Regions from separate parts of the Mus musculus genome. Here all the other regions are linked to region 1. Evidence: chromatin loops called from intact Hi-C (ENCODE). Cell type or tissue: gastrocnemius. All regions are shown on one strand. Region 1 holds the start of Gm13398 (a long non-coding RNA gene). Region 2 overlaps Abo (ABO blood group (transferase A, alpha 1-3-N-acetylgalactosaminyltransferase, transferase B, alpha 1-3-galactosyltransferase)). Region 3 overlaps Abo (ABO blood group (transferase A, alpha 1-3-N-acetylgalactosaminyltransferase, transferase B, alpha 1-3-galactosyltransferase)). Region 4 overlaps Surf4 (surfeit gene 4).

Evidence for each region. Peaks named below come from ENCODE experiments on the same cell type or tissue, not always from the same donor. Only the 100,000 strongest peaks of a DNase experiment are listed, where the experiment ranks them.
Region 2: it touches region 1 in a loop (2.5-fold over the local background); 13 of 42 quality-filtered maps call a loop at or near these places.
Region 3: a loop joins it to region 1, with 5 times the contacts of the local background. A loop is called at or near these places in 13 of 42 quality-filtered maps.
Region 4: a loop joins it to region 1, with 2.6 times the contacts of the local background. A loop is called at or near these places in 24 of 42 quality-filtered maps.

What each region holds. Positions count from the first base shown.
Region 1 is chr2:27,036,635-27,041,634 of GRCm38, reverse strand. It overlaps Gm13398 (a long non-coding RNA gene), which reads right to left and starts at 4,956. Exons shown (of 3, transcript XR_374184.2): 1 at 4,288-4,956; 2 at 3,947-4,141; 3 at 777-3,555. In gastrocnemius, CTCF peaks have their summits at 2,143 (motif pointing left) and 2,831 (motif pointing right); DNase peaks (open chromatin) are centred at 2,191, 2,292 and 2,835; H3K27ac peaks cover 1,039 bases.
Region 2 is chr2:26,852,637-26,857,636 of GRCm38, reverse strand. All of the region lies in intron 1 of Abo (ABO blood group (transferase A, alpha 1-3-N-acetylgalactosaminyltransferase, transferase B, alpha 1-3-galactosyltransferase)), which reads left to right. Among named protein-coding and RNA genes, the nearest start is that of Abo, 9.9 kb to the left of the region's middle. In gastrocnemius, no CTCF peak of the experiment used is centred here; no DNase peak of the experiment used is centred here.
Region 3 is chr2:26,844,867-26,849,866 of GRCm38, reverse strand. Abo (ABO blood group (transferase A, alpha 1-3-N-acetylgalactosaminyltransferase, transferase B, alpha 1-3-galactosyltransferase)) reads left to right here. Exons shown (of 6, transcript NM_030718.5): 2 at 877-946; 3 at 1,560-1,616; 4 at 3,258-3,293; 5 at 3,777-3,911. Among named protein-coding and RNA genes, the nearest start is that of Abo, 18 kb to the left of the region's middle. In gastrocnemius, a CTCF peak has its summit at 1,968 (motif pointing left); a DNase peak (open chromatin) is centred at 2,000.
Region 4 is chr2:26,928,028-26,933,027 of GRCm38, reverse strand. All of the region lies in intron 1 of Surf4 (surfeit gene 4), which reads left to right. Gm36591 (a long non-coding RNA gene) reads left to right here. Exons shown (of 2, transcript XR_374179.1): 1 at 1-2,471; 2 at 4,189-4,780. Among named protein-coding and RNA genes, the nearest start is that of Gm36591, 2.7 kb to the left of the region's middle. In gastrocnemius, a CTCF peak has its summit at 2,456 (motif pointing left); a DNase peak (open chromatin) is centred at 2,441; H3K4me3 peaks cover 2,219 bases; H3K27ac peaks cover 2,601 bases.

The DNA.
Region 1 (5,000 bases):
CCCCGCCCCTTTTTCCCCATAGCTGGTGATCCTCCAGCACTGTGAGTTGACCTTGAAGAACCTTACAGGAGGCTAGAAAGAAGATGAGGAGTAGCCAGGGGTCCCAGGGCTGTCCCAGGCACTTGGTAGCATATGGGTGGATGACCTGGCACTGCTCATCACTGCCACAAGGATGGTCTCAGCTTCCTACCCTGGGCTGCCTTTCCCCTCCTCATCCCTGTCTTTCCCCTCTCAGATGATTGCTGGCCTATCTAAGAAAGGCAGCCAGGCAGTAGCACCATCCAACTGTCCTGAGAGCCACCTCTGCCTGCCTCTGAAGACAGCAACACTATGTCTCCCCCTTCCCTCAGGATACATAGGTGATGCAGCGAGGGTTACTGGGCTCTGGAGCATACCACACGCACCTCACAGTGCTTAAAACCCTTTATCCCAAGTGAGAAGAAAGTCAACAGCCCCAGTTTATCTGATAGAAAGCCCAGGATTTTTCTATCTATAGCCTAGTGGCAACCCTGCCCAGAACCTGTGTCCACTTAATAAGTGGAAAAGGTCACAGCAGTGTTGAGTGTCCACCTGCTTCCAGCTACTCTCTTCCATAACAACAGAAAGCCATGTCTGCCCCAAGGAGGCACTGGTCTTGCGCCTGTGAGCCCCTTGCACTCTCCCTGTAAGTGTTCCCATGTCTGACCTGGCTCATAGGCAGTTTTACTCCAGCTCTTGAGAACACTCCTTCCCACCCCTTCACCCCTGCTGCTACCGTAGTACAAACACCACACGGATAAATGCATACACATGTATAATTATCCTCATGCATACATAAATACAGATGTACATAGACAAACATTCATATCCACGTGTGTATCCATACACTGTCTCTCTATAAGCCTCTGGAGGAAAACTCCAACCAGCACCACTCCTGGATTCTCTCACATGCCTGGTAAAGTCCCCAAGTCCATCCTGTGCAACAGCCAACTCACCCAAAGCACATATTTTCCTAAGCTCAGGCATCTGGCTGCCCAGTGCTCCCTGGTGCTCCCTGGAGGTGCTCCCTGGAGGTGCTCCCTGAAGACAGGCAGGAAAAAAACCTGAGGCAGAACCACAATGTTTACAGAATGGGCCACTGAATTCTATAAAACAATATTTTCCTTGCAGATGCAATTTCTTCCTGGCCTGCATTCTCCCCAGGTACTTTGTGCTGATGGGCTGGGCACTGAGAATCCAGGAATGGGGCCAGACAGAGCGAGCTGGCCACTGGAGACCTGGAAACCACAGGGCATTTTCATGAGTCCTATTTAACAATGCATGCACTTGCCCTGGCCTGCATGGGTAGCTTGTTGGCACTGGAACTGTGGTAGAACCTGGATTTCAGGCAGGCAAGCCTGGAAGAGCTTCTGTCCACGGCCCAGCTCTCCTGAGCTCCCCGAAGCCTGCAGTCGTCACGATTTCCAGGATGCTGCTGCCATCCATGCCTGACAGAAAGGACAGCGGTGAGCGCAGTCGTCGAGGGAAAGGGCACTGATGTTCTAGCTTCGCGTCTGGTCAGCTTCACAGGTGGGCAGGTGTCAGGAGGGAAGAGGGGCTTGGGGTCACACCAGATAGAAAGTGACAACTTGTGCTAAATTCCAAAGAGGTCAGACTTGTTCACTAACCAGCTGCACCCAAAGGCACAAGAGTAGAAACCCAGAGAACAAGAGGGACCAGGTGTCTGGCTTCAGCTTCTCTCCTCCAGCAGGGATAAATAGGGGTAAGAGAAGAAGGTCAGAGGCTGCGGGAGCCATACTTAAGGCCCTGCTACTTCTCATGCTCAGAGCCTCACTGTGGAGGTCTACCCCACAGCGGCCCACTGAGAGTCCCACTTTCCTCTTTGCTTGGACACCCTGGCCCCCCGCATGCCGCCTCCTATCCAGCTGGTGGGAAAGCATCATCCAACTCTCTACCAGCCAAAGTGCCTGTCACCATTGCTTCAAGGACTACACCTATACTCCTCCAAGACTCTGAGGCCACCTAAAGCTCCTGCTCACTTCTCATATTGCCTGAGACTACAGGACCCAAGTGTTGGACTAAGACTGCTGTCAACCTGGAGCAGAGGGCTTTGTCCCCAGTGGGGCACACAGTCATGTGCTTCACATTCCCAGGAGGGAGCAGCGCCCTCTACTGGGACCCTGGCATGGGCACAGAATAGTTCAGAAACCAGAGCTCAGACCCATCTTCACTCCTCCCCTCCAAGACCCCAAGTTCCTGGAAGGAAGGTTGGCATCTGGAGAACATAAACACCCCACTGTCTGAGGCAGCTCTCCTGGAGACACCCCAGAGCCTCCTGACAGTCTCTGGCCACCAGCCAGGCCATAGCAATCCTGGGCCACCTGGGCCGTTCTCTGAATGCTTCAGTACCCTCTTCCCCTAGGCTTGGCAGAGCAGTGGGATGTGGATAACTGCAGGGTTCTCTAGATATGTTTGTACCATGGCCTTGTCCTTCCAGACCCAACCAGCAGATCCCTACCTGAAAAGCAGTCATGCCTGAGAGGAAAGTCTCTTGTGGAACTCAGGCTGCTGAAGGCAGGAAGGCATGGTGTCCTGAGAAGGGAACCACCCATAATCCTGCCTTAAAACAGGAGAGTTGCCGCCTCTCTAATGGCTTTTAGATCAAAGACAGAGATGGGGAACAGATAGCAGCAGCAAATGTCAAAACAGCTTTCACTTGGCAGCGGGATCCTTGCTCATGAAAAAAAATCTCAAACTTCACATCTCAAAAAAGAAAGGAAAAAAAAAAAAAAAAGCCCACCCTTGGAACGCTCCAAACCTCTATGCAAGTGCAATTCTATCTTTGACCACCAGGTGGCAGATGAGACCAGTGCATCCTTTGGAGGCAGCTCCTTTGCCCCTTTCCCATGAATCTTTTGGGTGAGTGCTCAGAGGCTGGTGTGTTGGGGGAGTATAGATCAGCGTGACCACAGAAGGCCACTCACTGGACATCTTCCTCAAAATTCCAAGAAACAGGCACTACCAGCCCACCTTGAAAACTGGGGAAACTGAGGCCCAGAATAGAAAGACTGACCACACAGTTACTCCCACTCATTGATACAAATGCCTGGAGTCATTCAGCTTTATCTGAAGCCCCCAGCATGGCTTCCCAAAGATGGGGAACACAGCTGTTCTTATCAATGGAAGCAGACCAGAGGAATGAACATGAGCTGCCTAAACATAGGGGTCCAGGCTGTAGCCTCCCACGGGGTCCTCCTTCGACAGGTCTCACACAGCACTGAATGCCATCGACCCAGAGCAGAGCTAGGAGCCCAGCTGTCCTGCTGTCCTCTGCTCAGGAACCCACTTAGTAGGAAGCTTAGCAGGGTGGCAGGAGGTTTGACAGGGTGGCTATGCTAGCCAGAATGACATCAGGAGGAACACTAGGATGAGGGCTGCAGCCAGGGTGACAGAGGGCACCAAGTCTGAATCCTCTGCACCATCTATGTCATCACCAGGAGCATCTTCAGGGGCGTCGGGAACCCCGGACAACTGGGTTTCAGAGACCTTCTCCTCTGGGGGTCCAGGGCGGCTCATCTGTGGGAAGGAAGAAGGGTGAAGGCTGAGGTCTCATTTGCATCTTGTTCTCTGTACAACTCCCTGGCTAGAGGAATAGACCAGAGTGGTCACCAGTACTCCACCACGGCCCTGGACACACTGTTTTCTCCATTGTGAAAGGGGCTGTTGGTGGCACCTGGGAGAGCAAGGGTCAGGTGGGTCTCCTTCCCACCACCATTGGCTTCACCTCACATCTCCTTACCCCCTACCTCCCCCTGAGATGCTGGAGACCTTAGCCCCAGTGTCACAGTCCTGGAATGCCACTCTGCCAGTTCCCCAGGCACTTAGAGGTTGTTGGGCTGGTCTGGAAGGCCCTTGGTGAAGGCCAGGAAGGAGATCCACCCCATCCTCCCAGCTGCCTTCCACTTACAGGTGACATGGATTCCACGTTCCAGCTAGCTACCTTAGAGATGAGAGACAAGAGGCTCCAAGAGTCTGCAAAGTCAACTGTGGCCTCCAGACACACTTGGATTATAGCAGGTGGCTTCCAGGCAAGCAGTCTTAAGAGTCCCTTCTTTGGGGCAGGGTAGAACCCCTCATGGAAGGCCTGTTGAGATTTAGTGTCCTGGGGTGGTCAGTGCAGGAGGCAGGAGGAAAGGTTGTTTCTACTCTGAAATCTGTCCTAAGCCGGATCCCCAAGCCCTTCTCTCCACCTATGTGGGCTCTGTGTGGCATCACCCTTTTAGGACTGCAACCCCCAAGAGCAGTTACCTTCCAGCCATAGGGGTCTCATATCCTGGGAGAGCTTGCCCCTCTACCACCTCCTCTGAATAGATCCAGCTGAGGCCTTTGTTCAGTACTGCCCACCTCTGGGGAGGGGCATGCCTGGGAGGAGCTAGATAGAGCTGGGCTATAGGAAACAGGGACTCCTCCAAGTGCTGTGCCTCCACCCTTGTGGGTGTGTCCACAGAGTAGAGCAGCTAGTGTCTCAGAGAAGAGCTGCCCCCCCACCCCCCACCCCCGGGGCCAGCCTTCACCCATGGCCGGTTGCGCAGAGTCTCACACTGCGCAGTGGCAGGGTTAGGAAGAGAAGGAGATTGAGATCAATTCAGCAAGGGGCTTCCAGATGCTGTGGTGCCCAGTACTGTACAGGGCACAGGGTAAGCAGAGGGAAAGCCTTCACACCTAATCAAAGGCTAAGTTCCCAGACAACTGACTGAGTCCGACACAAGCAAGAGAATGCAGCAAGCCCCCAGCAAGAGAACAACCTTAAAGTTCCTTACAGAGGCCAATAACCTTTGCGATGGATGCACATCAAATTGTTCACTTTAAAAGAAGAAGTGTTGGACTGGAGAGGTGACTTAGGTAAGACCACTGACTGCTCTTCCAGAGGTCCTGAGTTCAAATCCCGCAACCACATGGTAGCTCACAACCATCTGTAATGGGATCCGGTGCCCTCTTTTGGTGTGTCTGAAGAAAGTGAC
Region 2 (5,000 bases), 180 kb after region 1:
AGAAGGCAGAATGGAACCTTGCGACTTGCTTGGCTGGTATCTACTTCCACCGTGAGCAGGCCAGCTAGCTCTCAACCAGGCAGTAGAAGCCTGAGAAGGAATGGCTGCCTAGGAGAGAAGTGAAGGTTGATGATGAGATATGCTATGGCCTTAAGGCTCCAGGTTTCTGGCACACAGTAGGCAGATCAAGATTGAGGCCCTAGGTCCCACGTCCAACAGGAGTGGGAGTATGCAGTCTGACAGCCATTAGAAGACAGGAGAGTAAGAAATATGGAATAAAAATTAATCAAGTTGTGGGGCCACCAAACTCCATTCTGTTTGACCCTGTCACCTCTGGGTGATTCTGTGTTCTCACCTGCTGAAAGTGATAGAGGAGAACACTGCCAAGAAGCAGAAGAAACAGGTCTCTAATAGCCTTGGAAGTACTAGCCAGAATAGGGCACCTGCTGGTACCATGGTCTTTGAGCTAGCTCCTCCTCCCTGTAGGGTATAGTGTCCCTGCGTGTCTAGAGGCTCTATTACACAGAGGACAAAGCCTAGATCATGGGACAGGACCATGGGGTTGGAGATGCAGAGGGGTGCTGCTGAGTCCTGTGAACTGAAGTTGCGGTGTGTAACCAGCCGCTAGTGTTAATGGCCTTGCAGGGAGCTGAGGTTCTCTAGGCAGGAACTGCTCAGGTCAGTCAGGAGTGGGACCAGTGGGGTAGAAGCATGGGTGTGTGTCCCACGACAATGGTCTGGATTCCACAGGCCGGGAGGGGAGGGGTTTCTTGGCACCACCTGGACCTCTGGAGCAGCTACCATGGGTCCTATTTGCGGAACGGTGGTCAGTAGGAAGCTCTGGGTGCCGGAGGGTTTGTGTTCCTGGACGCGTTCCTCCCTGCCTACATCCTTCGGGCGTTGGACTCGGATGTTGCAGCAGAGGAATGCGGCAGGAGCCAGAGCAGGTGCGCCAGAGCGATGATAGATCTGCGGTTGGGTAAGTGACTCCATCAGGGCTGCGGTAAGCTGCAGGATCAGCTTTGCTTATTTTCTGAGGCCTCAGGCAAATCTGGTCCTCTCCACTCTTCTCTCCTTTTTCTAGTCCCATCCGGATGGGAGCACAGTCGCACGCATCCTCCTGGAAAAGCTTCTGGTTTCAGCAGGGGACTGGGAGTTACACCCAGAATGAGAACAGAGGAAGGGAGAAGGACAGAGGGGATCCCTGCAGGTCGGGTGAGGATCTTCCCCTACCCGCGGCGCATCAGGCTTTTCTTTAAACTTTTCGTCACTGGACTTAGCTCCATCACACCTTCCGGTGCTTCTCTTCTTCTCACACGGGACAGTTTGTATTTCTCTTTGTCCAGATTGCTCCTTTTCATTATAGATCTGCATAAGTGATTACTAATAGTCATACCACCGGGTCAATACTAGGCAGTCTTGAAATCTCCTCTTCCTCACCATTAATCCAAAACACTTCAATTTAGCCTCAGGTATGTATTTCGGACAACGGCACAAAGCAGTCACATTCTTTGCCAGAATATCTCAAGAAGGGTCCTCAGGCTGCACACCAATATTCTTCCCCTCTGAAACGTGAGCTGGGCTCTCATAGTTTATATCACTCTCAGCTGCTGTCTTCCCTGCACCTATTCAGATGCACGTTAAATCCCCTTTAAGAGTTCAACCACAGCCGGGCGTGGTGGCGCATGCCTTTAATCCCAGCACTCAGGAGGCAGAGGCAGGCGGATTTCTAAGTTCGAGGTCAGCCTGGTCTACAAAGTGAGTTCCAGGACAGCCAGGGCTATACAGAGAAACCCTGTCTCGAAAGAACAAGACAAAACAAAACAAAAAAAGAGTTCAACCACTTTTCTAGTCCAAAGCCATAGAGTTCACAGTGAGCCAACAAGCAGCATGGTCAGGCTTGTCTCAGCAATACCCTGTTTTCTGGTGTCAACTTCTAACTTAGTCACTGTTATATTGCTGAGAAGAGATACCATGACCACAGCAACTCTTACAAAAGGAAGCATTTCATTGGGGCTTGCTTACAGTTTCAGAGCCTTATAGTCCATTATCATCATGGTGGCACACATGGCACCTGAGCAGTATCTGAGTGCTACATCCTCATCCCCAGACATCAGGAAGAGGGTGAGAAAGAGATTGGGGCTGGCATAGGATTTTGAACCCTTAAATTCCATACCCAGTGACAAGCTTCCTTCAACAAGACCACACCTACTCTAACAAAGCCACACTTCCTAATCTTTCTAAAATACTTACCCTCCCTGGTGAGTAAGCATTCAAATATATGAGTCTTTGTGTGTCATTCTTATCCAAACTACCATAGTTCAGTTTCCTAGATATGATTTTATTAAGCCCATAGAATCCTAAACTCTCAACTCACACCCATATCCTTATAGGGTGATAGAGTAACTTCCTTTTTATTTCAAGGAATAAGGCATTTGTCATTTTGTGCTGGATGGGTGGTTCTGGACAGATGATGGAGCCACTTATGGCAAAGCATTGGCAAAATAACAACAACAACAACAACAACAACAACAACAACAACTAACCCAACCAACCAACCAAAAATCCCCTGATTTATATAATATGGAGTCACTCAGAGTAGAACAAACGTGATTCCAACAGTCACAGTGTTAGTGCTCAGTCAGCCATGCTGTGTTTAGGCCCACTGATGTCTCTGTAAGTTCTTGGAGCAGGAAGGGGTAAGATGCTTCCTTGTTGCTATGGGAAAAAGGTTTGGAGAGACACCGTGTGAAGGGTGACTGGAGTTAGGGTGATATAACTGCAACCACTGCTCCTGTCACTGGGGATGCTTTCCTAGGCTCTTCTCTGTCCTTTCTTTATTCCTCTACCCAGTCCTTCATTTGTCACCTTTCCTTCCTATGTAAACAGGGGACGTTCATACACTTGAGACTCCAGCTCGTGATATGGTCCAAGCTTGGAACAGGTGACTTGATATCTTTAAGGCATCAAGACAAATTGCCTTGAAGCTTAAAATGTTCAGGGTTTTTGAAGAGCTTGACAAATTAGTGCCTGTCCTTAGGCTGCTCCCATTGTTTAGTCTCTATTTATTCCCAGTGAAATTTGCTGAACACTGGTTGATATGAACAAACCAGGGACCAGGAAGTATGCCTGCCACAATGAGCAGGAATAGGACATAGGCTTGGAGACAAGAGTTTCCCTTGTAAGTGAGAGGCCCGGTGTGTGGAAACCTAGGAAGTAAGTGTGCCATGAGAAGAGCCACTGCAGGGGAGAAGTTGGTGCAGTGTGCTGGGAGGTAGAGAGGACTCCCTCCAGGTAATGTAAGCCTTGGGTTTACACACAGTGCTGGCTGGTGAATGTAGCCCGGGGTTTACACACAGTGCTGGCTGGTGAATGTAAGCCTTGGGTTTACACACAGTGCTGGCTGGTGAATGTAGCCCGGGGTTTACACACAGTGCTGGCTGGTGAGCTGTTTGGGCATTGGTGCTGTGTGGAATGGCTTCTTAGAAAGTGCAGGCTCGGGGCTGGTGAGATGGCTCAGCAGGTAAGAGCACCTGACTGCTCTTCCGAAGGTCCGGAGTTCAAATCCCAGCAACCACATGGTGGCTCACAACCATCCGTTATGAGATCTGACTCCCTCTTCTGGAGTGTCTGAAGACAGCTACAGTGTACTTACATATAATAAATAATAAATTTAAAAAAAAAAAAAAGAAAGTGCAGGCTCCTGGAGAATGGACCAACCAGGAAAGTGGCTTCTTGTTGCGTCTTCCTCTCTGCTCTGGGTTTCCTTAGTGCTTGATAGCTGGCTGAACATCTTGGGAGTGATCATTCTGTGAGGAGATGTGCTGTTCAGAGCCTGGCTGAACACACTTACTACATCCCATGTAGAAGTAGTGATTGATACTTGGTGATAATTAAAGAAAACAACACAAGAGCAGCCTTAATTAACCCTTGTTAATCTGTAACTGACAGAGACCCACACCCAGCTGTGACTAGTTTTGATTTGTGCTTTCCTAAGAGTAAGCAATGCTAAGCATTTGTATTCCTTTGGTAAAATGCCTGGTAACCTCTTTTTGCCTTTTAAAGGAATTAAGATTTCCCCTGTGTATTTCCTCAGTTTTGAGAATTCTTCATCTATCCTTTGAGACAAGACTGTGTAGTCCTGGCTGTTCTGGAACTTAAGCTCTGTGCTACTACAAACTCACAGAGATCTTTATACTTCTGCCACCTGAGTTCTGGAATTAAAGGCTTGTGCCAACATGCCTAGCTCTTCCTATAATCTTAATGGACACAAAGTATGTATGAAAGCAGATATATCATGAGAAATTGTCCCCTTCCCCCCTAGCATATCTTGTTCCTGGAGGCTAGATGTTCAAAGCCCTTATTGATTGCAGTTATCTCCCCTTTCTGATTATGCATCTGGGATCACGTCTGGGATATCGTGGCTTCAATCAGTGTCACAGAGACTCGAGTTTTCTTCTGAGCATTTTCTATTGACATTGGTGCTGCTCTTACGTTTAGAGTTTAGTCATTTATCTTTCATAAACTTTTTTGTTTGTTTTTGTTATTCCAGGGAGGTTTCTTTGTATAGTCCTGACTGTCCTGGAACTCACTTTATACACCAGGCTGGCTTAGAACTCAGAGACCCACCTGTCTCTGCCTTCTGAGTGCTGGGAATAAAGGTGTGTGCCACCACTACCTGGTTCATTTCTCAGCTACCATTTCCTGATTTTTATTAATGTTTTCAAAGAATTAATATTGGGGTTTTTGATTATGTCTTTGTTTCTTTCTGGCTCGCTAAAGTTTGCTCTCATTTTTAATGTGTGTTTCCTTCAATTTGGGTATAATTTTCTTCCTTTTCTGTTCGTGGTGGCATCAGAAGGGAGCTTAGCTGTTCACTGCAGACTTCTGTTTTCTTAATCTGGAGTCTTGTCCCTCCCAGGCCTTTAGCTTGACTGTAGCCACCCACCTCCATTTTTCTTTTGTCTATGTCTATTTCCTCTTTGTTAATTTTGCCATAC
Region 3 (5,000 bases), 190 kb after region 1:
CAGGGAGAGGTAAGCATTTTTAGACATAAGCCTTAAAACATGTGAGTGTTGGTGTGCTTGTGACAGTCGGAGGACATTCATAGGTATCCATCCATGCCTTTTCCTTGTCTGAGGCAGGGTCTCTTCTGCTCCTCCTCACTGTCTATGTCAGGCTATCTGGCCTGTGAGCTTTCATGAGTTTTGCCATTTTCTTCTCCCACCTCATCAATGGGATTACCTGATGTCTGGTTTTTACATAGGCTCTGGGGAGATGAACTGAGGTCCTCATGCTTGTATGGCTGTGGCAAAAACTTCACCCACTGAGCTTTCTCCAGAGCTGGCATATGAGACGATTTACACAGATGTCTTTTAGGAAGAGTTGGATTTGATTATGAGAACGCATAACTTGGAGAGACATCAAAGTCACCTGAACTATTGGGGGCATAGGTCAGTGGTGGGACACTTACCTAGTACACATCACCTCTGGGTTTCAACCTTCACATGAGAAAATTTCACTGGAAAAGATGAGTTGCTGTCTCTGTGGATGTAAGCATATGGGGCCAGAGCGGGAGGCGGGTCCCAGCCCCCTGTGAGCCAGCAGTGAGCCCAAGGTATTCATTTTGACTTATTTCAGTTTGCCATGGGAGGCATGAGGATGTGAGGCCCAAGGGGGACCCTGAAGATTTAGGGGAGCAGCTGGAGTCATGAGTTGGAAGGGAACAACCTTCTTTTCCCTCTGTGTGCTCAGTGGGGCTGGAGCTCCAGCCAGGCTTGGGACTGCCTGTGAAAGAGTGGCTGCAGGGCACAGGATGACCTCTGAATCTCAGGCCAGGCCTGGAGGGAAGGCAGGCCTAAGAAGCCAGTGAGTAACTGGATCCTGTGCTGCTGTTTTTTCAGGAAGACCGAAATGCAACTTCCTTCACCTTGGAATCCTTCCCTTCGCAGTGTTTGTCTTAGTCTTCTTTGGGTAAGAACCCAGGCTGATGAGGAACGACTGGAGCCTGAGCTGTGTGCATCCTTACTAGCACAGCAGTAATGAGGGTGCTCTTGCCTCAGCACCCACAGAGGCATGAACAGCTTTTGCTTGTTCACATAGTGAAGTCTCTGATTCCACAAAAGGGGGCTGGGGCTGGATACCCAGTCATTTGGCTCTAACTGTGAGGGTGGGCCTGGGAAAGGAGAGGAGGGCAGGATTGGGGGTGGTGGATTTCAGTCCTCTCTCAATGCAAATGGTCTGTGAGCCCCCAGAGAGCAAGACACTGCCATGCCTACCAGAGCTTCTGTAGACACAGCCAGGAAATACTCTTTGATACAGTCTTGGGTTGTAGGTAGCTGGCATGGAGTAGGGGCTGTCTGCAATGTCTACAGTTGTCTCCATGCAGACCTTGTTCCCAGGGCACTTCCTCTTTGCCATCTTTTCCAGTGGGGTGAACATCCTTAGTTCTGTTACCTGAGCCTGCAGCTCCACTGGGATCTGAGCTCACTGTGCTGGATTCAGTGGTGCACTTGGAGGGAGGGACAGATAGCTGATGTCAGGTCTGTGTCCTGAACAGCTACCCCTGTGTACATCCTTCCTACAGCTACCTGTTCCTAAGCTTCAGAAGCCAGAACTTGGGTCACCCAGGAGCTGTGACTAGGTGAGTGGGCATTGAGAGACAGACAGAGACAAAGATGGAAAGGGAGAGGAAGAGGGAGAGGGAGAGGGAGAGGGAGAGGGAGAGGGAGAGGGAGAGGGAGAAGGAAGAAAGGGAGAGAGAAGAGAGGGAGAGAGAGAGGGAGGAGAGGGAGAGGGAGAGGGAGAGGGAGAGAGGTGTGTCATGTTTGTATGTATGTGTCATATGTGTGATCGTGTGTAGGGGGATAGATAACTGGCTGAATGGACATTTTGCTGCAAGCTGCCTAGTGGCCTTTGCCTATCTATACCACCTCCTGATTGGATAGCTCTAGACCTTCTTTATGCTGCCCAGAGCAGCTTCTGCTGCCCCCTGCTGTCTTTAATGGGCATATGTATTCTTCTCTGGCTTAAGAATGGCTTCTGCTCCCCACCCACCTCACCAGCAGTCTGCTGAGTGCAATATTAGTCTTTGGCCTTCTATGACCAGACCCAAGTTGGAGACCCTCTCCATCCCTACCGTTTCCATATCCTGTTAGGCTGTCTTTTGGGAAGGCATCCCCTGACTTTGCCTGCTTTCCTGAGCCTTCTGTGGCCTTGCACCAGCTACATGCTTGTCTGTCTTAACCCTACTTTCCTTCTAGTCGCTAATGATCCTTTAGAACAGAAGGTAGGAGGCTTTCTGAGGTTGAATCCAACCTGTTGACACTTTCCAGCAGCTGGTCCCTCTGTGTTCCCTCACAAGCCATGCATGCTGTTGGACTGGAGCTCTGACTTTGCTTTTTGTCTATGCTGTGCTTCTCAGTAGACTACCTGGCCTCCCAAGCACTCTTTGTTGCTATCCCCACCAGTTCACTCTTGTGTCAGCTTTACACTGCTGCAAAGCACTCACTTTCATTTCTGTTGGGAGACAGTTACATCTTTTATGGCTATCTCTCTAGAGGTCTCTGGTTTTAAGTGTAGGAGTGTGTTGCATGCTTTTTTGTTTGTGTACCACATTCATGCCAGTGCCCAAAGAGGTCAGAAAAGGGCCTGAGGTCCCCTGGAACTGGGGTCATAGACTGTTGTAGGTCTCCATGTTATCATTGGGAACTGAACTCAGTGTCTCTGCAAGAGTCGCCAGGGTTCTTACTGCCGATCATCATTCCAGCCCTGCTCTTTGGTTCTCATACCATCATAGGGCATGCATCTTGCTAGCAGAAGTGGCTTTTGTCCCTTGGGGATTGGCATCTTTTGTGGGGACATCTCACTGCCACACATTGCCCCAGGTCTTTTATGGGAATCACTTTACACTGATGATGGGACTGGATTCTGAGAAAGACAGAGAGCCAGGACACTGTGCCGCCAGCGAGGACAGGACCAAGGCAGGCTGCAGGCCCATGTGGGATGCTCAGATCTACTAGGGACAGGCATGTTCAGTTTCATCCAGTGTGTGAATTAAAGTAGTCCTTAGATTTCCCAGTCTTAACCAGGGCTGGGTGTGGGCATGTATCTCGTGTCAAGCAAGACTGTGATCTTCCTGCTTTGGTTCATCCTTGGATCATGGGCAGACAGGGTGGCTAGCTTGCCACTGCTCATGAAGGTCTGTTTGCCTGGTGCATGACTGCCAGTGATGTGCATCCAGTGACCTTTCTGTCAACTTGAGTTCTGGTGTTTTCTTTTTCAGGAATGCCTATCTGCAGCCAAGGGTGCTAAAACCCACGTGAGTAGATTTAGTCACTGCGTGTATAGTGCAGGAGTCCTAAAGCACTAAAGGGTGATTTGCTTCCCTGGGGGAATAGTTCAGTAGCAACCCTGAAAGCCCAAGTTAGTCTAAGGAAAAAAACTAAACTCAGGAGAAACCAAAGACCTGACCTTGCTTCACCAACCGTTGTAGAGTCTTAGGGATGTCTGATTCAGGTCTGGGGCCCAGAGCATCTTCTGTCTCTTCTTTCACATTTGGGCTTCTGCTCCTTATTTTCATTTCTATCATCAGGGATTTTTAGAGATGTGGAGGGTACAGTTGTAGTAACCCAGTTGCTTTTATGGCTGGGGTTGGGGATAGTCAGTAAGAATTGCTGCTGGTTGGTACAACCCCATTCTGGGAGGGTGATCAGCCCTCGGAGAAACTGAGGGTTGGGAATCTGAGAAGGGTCCCTGCAGGCATGTTTGGTCACACATTGCTGGTGGCTCTCTCCTCATGTAGTAGGAAAGATGTTCTTGTCTTGACTCCTTGGCTGGCGCCCATCATCTGGGAGGGGACCTTCAACATCGACATATTGAATGAGCAGTTCAGGATTCGGAATACTACGATTGGACTGACTGTATTTGCTATCAAAAAGTAAGCAGTGGGGACTGGAGAGATGGCTAGTGGCTAAAACACTTGCTTGAGGGACATGAAGACATGAGTTTTATCCCTGATACCCATGGAAAAGCTGGGAATGGTGGCATGCGCCTGTAATCTCAACACCGTGGGTAGAGGGGAGAGACATGTGGATCCAGCCCACTTGTTGGACAGTCTAGCTAAACAGTGAGCTTTAGAGTCAATGAAGGGACCCTGTCTGAAGAACAAATAAAATAAATGATAGAAGATACCAAAAATCAACTTCTGGCCTTTACATGCACACAGGCAAGTAAACATGAATATATACAATACACGTGCACACCCCCTCACATATGCACACACAGTGGTCAAGTGGAGGCACAGGCATACCAAGCTGCATGCTTGTATTTAGATTGAATTGAGGGAGGGGCTTGTTCACTCTGCTACCTTCCTGAGCTCTGGTGGGCTCACAAGTGAATGAACCCAGTCCTGCCTTATCCCAGAGCCTCAGGGCAGCTGCCCTTCCAACTGTGCTCTCAGCCAGGTGCCATTTGCATCAGTCATCACTCACTTCACCTTGGTCTCTTCATCCCTAGAGCTGGCAGGAAGGAGCAGGATGCCAGCAGAGCTGTCAGCTGTGGCCACTGATGTGCCCTCAGATGCAGGACAAGGTGGACATCAAGGGTTGAGTGGAACATTTAGCCTTAGCCCTGGGGACAGCAGGTAGTAGTAGACCTGTGAAGCCCTGGGACTCTGGGTCAGGCTGACTTTAGGCCACAGGCAAGAAATGTGCCCTGTGGGAGCCTGTGGGAAGCAGGAAAGGGCAACATTATAGTGTGGAAGGCTGTGAATGCTGAGAGAAGCCATCTGGGCTGCCAGCACATATGAAGAGCATTGTGCCTTCCTGGCTGAGGTCCAAGGATAGTTCTGAGGCCTTTGAACCAAGCAGACTTGAGAGATGTTTGGGGCTTAGTTGGAGGGATCTTAGGCACCTTGAGAATGTCTGCAGCTCCTAGGGACAAAGGACTTTACAGTAAGAAGACACAAACACTACCTTGTTTGGGTGCTGCTGGGTACATCAGCAAGAACCCTGCCAGGTGTGGGTAG
Region 4 (5,000 bases), 110 kb after region 1:
CCAGGACCGTCCTGGCCCTTCCTTCTTTGCGTGGACTCTGCTCCGGTTGCCCGATCTGGGTCCACGCTGCCGAAGGAGAGGAGCCTGCCCCTTGGCTCGCCTTCCCAAGTGTACAGGTGGCTTGTGAACCGCAGGGAAGGCCTGGGATGAGTCTGGGCCCGAGCGACTAGCTGGGCAGGGTTAGAGCCGGAGAGAGGCGCAGGTGGCACCACTTTTTACAATTAAGTTCGACGGATGGGGTGGGAGTTGTGTGAGTGTGAGGCTTTGACTTCTGAAATTGTCCCGTTAGATCTGCGAAGTCATAATATAACCTGAACTAGCCCTGGAGGCTGAATGGTGCCGGGGCCCACCCGCCAGCCAGTTTTGGTTCACTTAGTGTGTTCGTGGCTGTCGGTGATACGAGGAGGCATTTTTTGGCCTAGAGTACTCGAAGGTTGGGTGTGTGTGACCATCTTCAAATGAGCTTCTCTACCCCTCCTTTTGAGGGGTGTCACCTCCCCATGTTCACCTTCAGTTCTGTTGAACCATTTTCCTGTGAGCTGATCTTTTTAAAGGCATTTCTACCCCTTTTGGAAAAGTTTCTAATGCCACGATTTTGCATTAAATACATAATTTTAAAATTGTATGGACCAAGGTCTTCCTCTTGTGATGGGTTTCGTTGACATAATTCTCAGTGACCCAGTTTTATCTTCCTGAGTAGCAGCTCTCTAAGAAGATGGCTTCATAGCCAAGTTTGTGAGCGGCTCACCTCAGGATCTTCAGCTGGAAAACCCACCATTTTGCAAGTGGATTTCACAACCCAGATCAGATGAATTATCTCCAAGAAGCTGCCAACTATCTAATGATAGATTTCAACTGGAGAAAGAGTTCATCTTTTATGAAGTCCTCCATGTACTTTGTTTTGATTTAAATGAAAGAAGCCAAATCTTGGGACTGGACAGGCTTTTGTGGGGAATACAGTAGCCACTCCCACTAAGTAACTGGCTTGGGCTCCTGGACTTGCCAGTGTCCACCACCCAGGAGGAAACCCTGGGTCTCCTACTGCTTGGTGTCCAGGGCATCTCAGGTCTGGAGTTAGATTTCAGCTACACATCAGTGGAAAGATGCCCGTACTGTAGATGGCCTGCTGCTTAAAACCAAAATTCCCAATGAAGGTTCCTTCTTAAGGGATTAGCCTCAGAGTCCACCTGGAAGTTAGCAGAGGATACCACAGGAGCTTCTGAGATGTGACTCCTGCTCTTCTGATCCAGTGTCAGGCATCAGGGAGCCTTCCAGTGGCCTCAGTGTGACCAGTCCTGGGAGCTTTTGTGTTGGATATTCATCTGCACCCTTGAAAACAAATTTGTCAATGAGGAAGGTGCTGATAGTCCAACGTTCTAAGTGAAAGGATCTAATGTGTTGGAAAGTGGAGTGTTACTCTAAGGTGTTGTCAGATAGTATCACAGATCCATGTCTTTAGAAAACAGAAGTAGAACTGAGTTTGCAAATCAGATTTGCCTGGAAAGTCGGGCTTCTCATATGAGACCTGGAAAAGTGTTTCTGATGCTGATGAGAACACTGAGCTGTTAACTGGACACCTACCTTCCTGTGAGGCTGGCCATCAAGGCTCCATCTTCCCAGGGCTACAGAGAAGTTTGTCATGATCTGCACAGTCCTGGGCTTGTTACTCAGATCCAGCATTCCCCCCATGTTGGTGCTGTTGGATATATCCTGCTGGGATCCTGCTGGCAGGTTCCAGTGAGCTACATCTCTGACCTGGCATCAAGCTCCGTGCCCTTGGGCAGTCAAGGATGAGGTCCTTTTGCTCCCAGGAACCCAGGCTCTGAAGAAAGTGCTGATATACAGGAAGTAGACCTTCGAAGCCATCAGAAACCAAGTGGGAAAGAGCCAGGAACTCAAAGTCATGCCTATGTCCTGTGGCTGCTACTTAATTCAAGCTAAACAGATTGCAGAGTAGCTTCCAAGTGAATTCACATCAGGAACCAGGAACATTAGGGCTTAATGGATTCTGCCTGATGGCTGTTACCAGGGTGACAGGAAGGCTGCAGGGGGCCTTACTTTGGTGTGCTGTCCTGGCAGAACTACTGGCAGTGGTGGTGCAAGGCTTTACTCTTAGCACTTGCGAGGCAGGTGTATTTCTGAGTTCAAGGCCAGCCTGGTCTAGAGTACGTTCCAGGACAGCCAGGCCACACAGAACAATACTGTTTGGAAAAACCAAGAGAAAAGAAGAGTGGCAGAAGTAGACCCAGGAGTGATGAGGCCTTTGTGGAAGTAGTGCCAGAGTGGGCTTGATGTGGCCTGGGTAGGGCCTGTTGTCCTGGGGCCCTGAGCCTTCCCTTCTTCAGTGCTTTGTCATCTTGTACCTCTACCTTAAGGATTGGGAAGCTGACTCACTTCTCTGCTTGCTAGTCTTGACTGGAGGTTGGACAGTGCCCCCTTCTGGAAAAGTGAGGTAGAGACACTGGAGACTGGTTAGTATCTGTACGATGAGGGCTAGTCCTCACAGACTGTGGCTTCTATTCAGTACTTGAGTTTTAGAAAAGGAAGGGTAGTCTTGCAGGTCTTACACCCATGATGCATTGGAGACCTATCCAAGGTGTTTGATACATACTTGCTGAGGGTTCTAGAGTCAGATTAGCCACCACAGTGTTGAGCAGACCCTGCCTGCCTGTTGCTGCTCTCAATTCCTGAGCTGTGGTTCTTTGAACAGGGTCCACCAGTCAGAAAATCTAACCTGCCATTTTCTTAGACTAAGCTACCATGGATCCATTTTTGTCCTGAACACAAAGAGGTGGTTGGTATTTTCTACTCTGCATGTTGGTAGCAGCATTCCTTGTGTGACCCTTACTTGTTTCATGGGTGCTATCTCAGGACAGATAGGATTATATCTTAAATCCCCTCAGACCTTGGAGATGATAACCCTTTGAGATAAACTTGAGCCTTCCTCATTCTGCCCACATGTTTGTATGTGTATCACTTGCATACCTGATGCCCAGAGATGCCAGAAGAGGGCATCAGATCCCAGGAATTGGAGTTCCAGATGATTGTGAGCTAAAATATGGGTCCTGGGAACCAAACTTGGGTCCTCTGAGCTCTTCACTGCTGAGCCATTTCTTTAGCCCCTCTTCTCATTTCTTAATGCTACCGGGATGCTTCACTGCCTATCATGAGAAGCCTGTTTTGTTTTTTTGTTTTTTGTTTTTGTTTTTTTCTTTTCGAGACAGGGTTTCTCTGTATAGCCCTGGCTGTCCTGGAACTCACTTTGTAGACCAGGCTGGCCTCGAACTAGAAATCCGCCTGCCTCTGCCTCCTGAGTGCTGGGATTAAAGGTGTGTGCCACCACGCCCGGCTGTGAAGCCTGTTTTTCAATGGCTTGACTTGACTGACTTTCCCACAAGCTTTCCTCAGTAGCATCCACCACTGGTTTTTCCAGGCTCTGCAATGAGAACCAAGGTTATGGAATTTCTGGTATTCACGGCCAGCGTGAGCCAGGTCATGGGCAGTGGCCTGCAAGTACAGAGTGGATGTGGCTGTAGGAACCCTTTGCAGTGGCGTGATGTGAGCCAGGAGCTGTGACCAAGATGCTTGTGAAGGATTTGTCGTTGTTGTTAAACTTGCCTTTTTTCCTGTGTTGAGATGCCGATCAAAGGCTGTTGACTGGTGCCCTGTGCCCACTTGATAGATTCTTGTCTTTGGAAGGCAGAGCCCAGCAGATGTGCTTAGTGCAGCATATACTGCACTGCATCAGTCTTGCAGCCTTGCTAGTGTGGAAGGGAGGGAGGTAGGTGTGACTTGTCTCTCCCTCCATTACTGTTTTCTACTCTTTAATCCTCTTGACCCAGACACTCCAATTAAGAGTAGCAGACTTGTCGGGATGTTTTAACTACATCTAGTGGATTGTGCTACGTTGTGTTTGTAGCAATTGAGCATCTATGGTGAGGTTCTTGAGGGAGGAGCAGACTGCAGCAAGGCTGGGCAGGTCTGTTCATCCAGTGGGTGAAGCCCCAGTGTAATTGTGTTGGGAACAGTTCTCATTTGGAAGCAAGTCAGAACGTCTCCAGTGTCTGTGGCTGCTTGACAGTCCACACCCTCCTGTGGTCTGCACTGCTTAGTTTGGGTACTTGACAATATGAGGGCCATTTCTTGGGAGTGCTCTGAGATCCATGGTGGTGTTCTTTACTCTCATAGATTATTGGTGATTACGTCACTGCTGGCTATTTCTAGGACATTAGGACCATGAAGTAGAAACTGGGATGGTGAGTGGTGTCACTTGTTCCCCCAGCTAACAGAATGTTGTTGTATGTGTATTTTCTACCAGGGCCCTAAAACATAAGCATATTTGGACTCTTTTTTCCTTTCGTGTTTATTGTGAGATTGGGTCTCTATGCTGCTAAACATTGTCTTGAAATATTAGGTTCAAGTGAACTTCCTGCCTCAGCCTCCCAAGAAGCTGACATCACAAGCATTGTGTCATCATGCCCCTTTTTCTTGTTTTCTTTTTTTATTACAGATTTTTTTGACTCTGCAAGTTAGGAAGGACTCTTAGCAGCCAGTAATTGCATGGTCTTTACTTGTTGGAGGGTAGCAACCTCTCCCACCCCTAAAAGTAACTGGATCACCATGCCTTGAGCCCATTGCTGGCTGGGGTTAGACAAGGACGGACAGGGTGAAGACGTGTGGCCTGAGTGCCTGTGCTCTGACTTCAGAGCTGCTGGCTAGTCTCTGTGATGATGTCAGTGTGGCTTGTGCCATCTCTTCAGTAGGGCTGAGTAAGCACATGCAGATACACACCAGGGCTGTGTCTGAGGATTTGGGCTTCAGTGTTATGACTTCCTGTTCCCTGCCCCAGATTGAGCCTGTCTGCATTGCCAACCAAGCCAAGCCTGGACACCCCTCCGTGGGATGCCCAGGTGCTTTGCAGCTGAGATGGTAGTTTTAGCAGTGGCTTGGGTTTTGAAGTAGCTTGTAACATGCTGAGAGTTTGGGTATACCCCTTACAT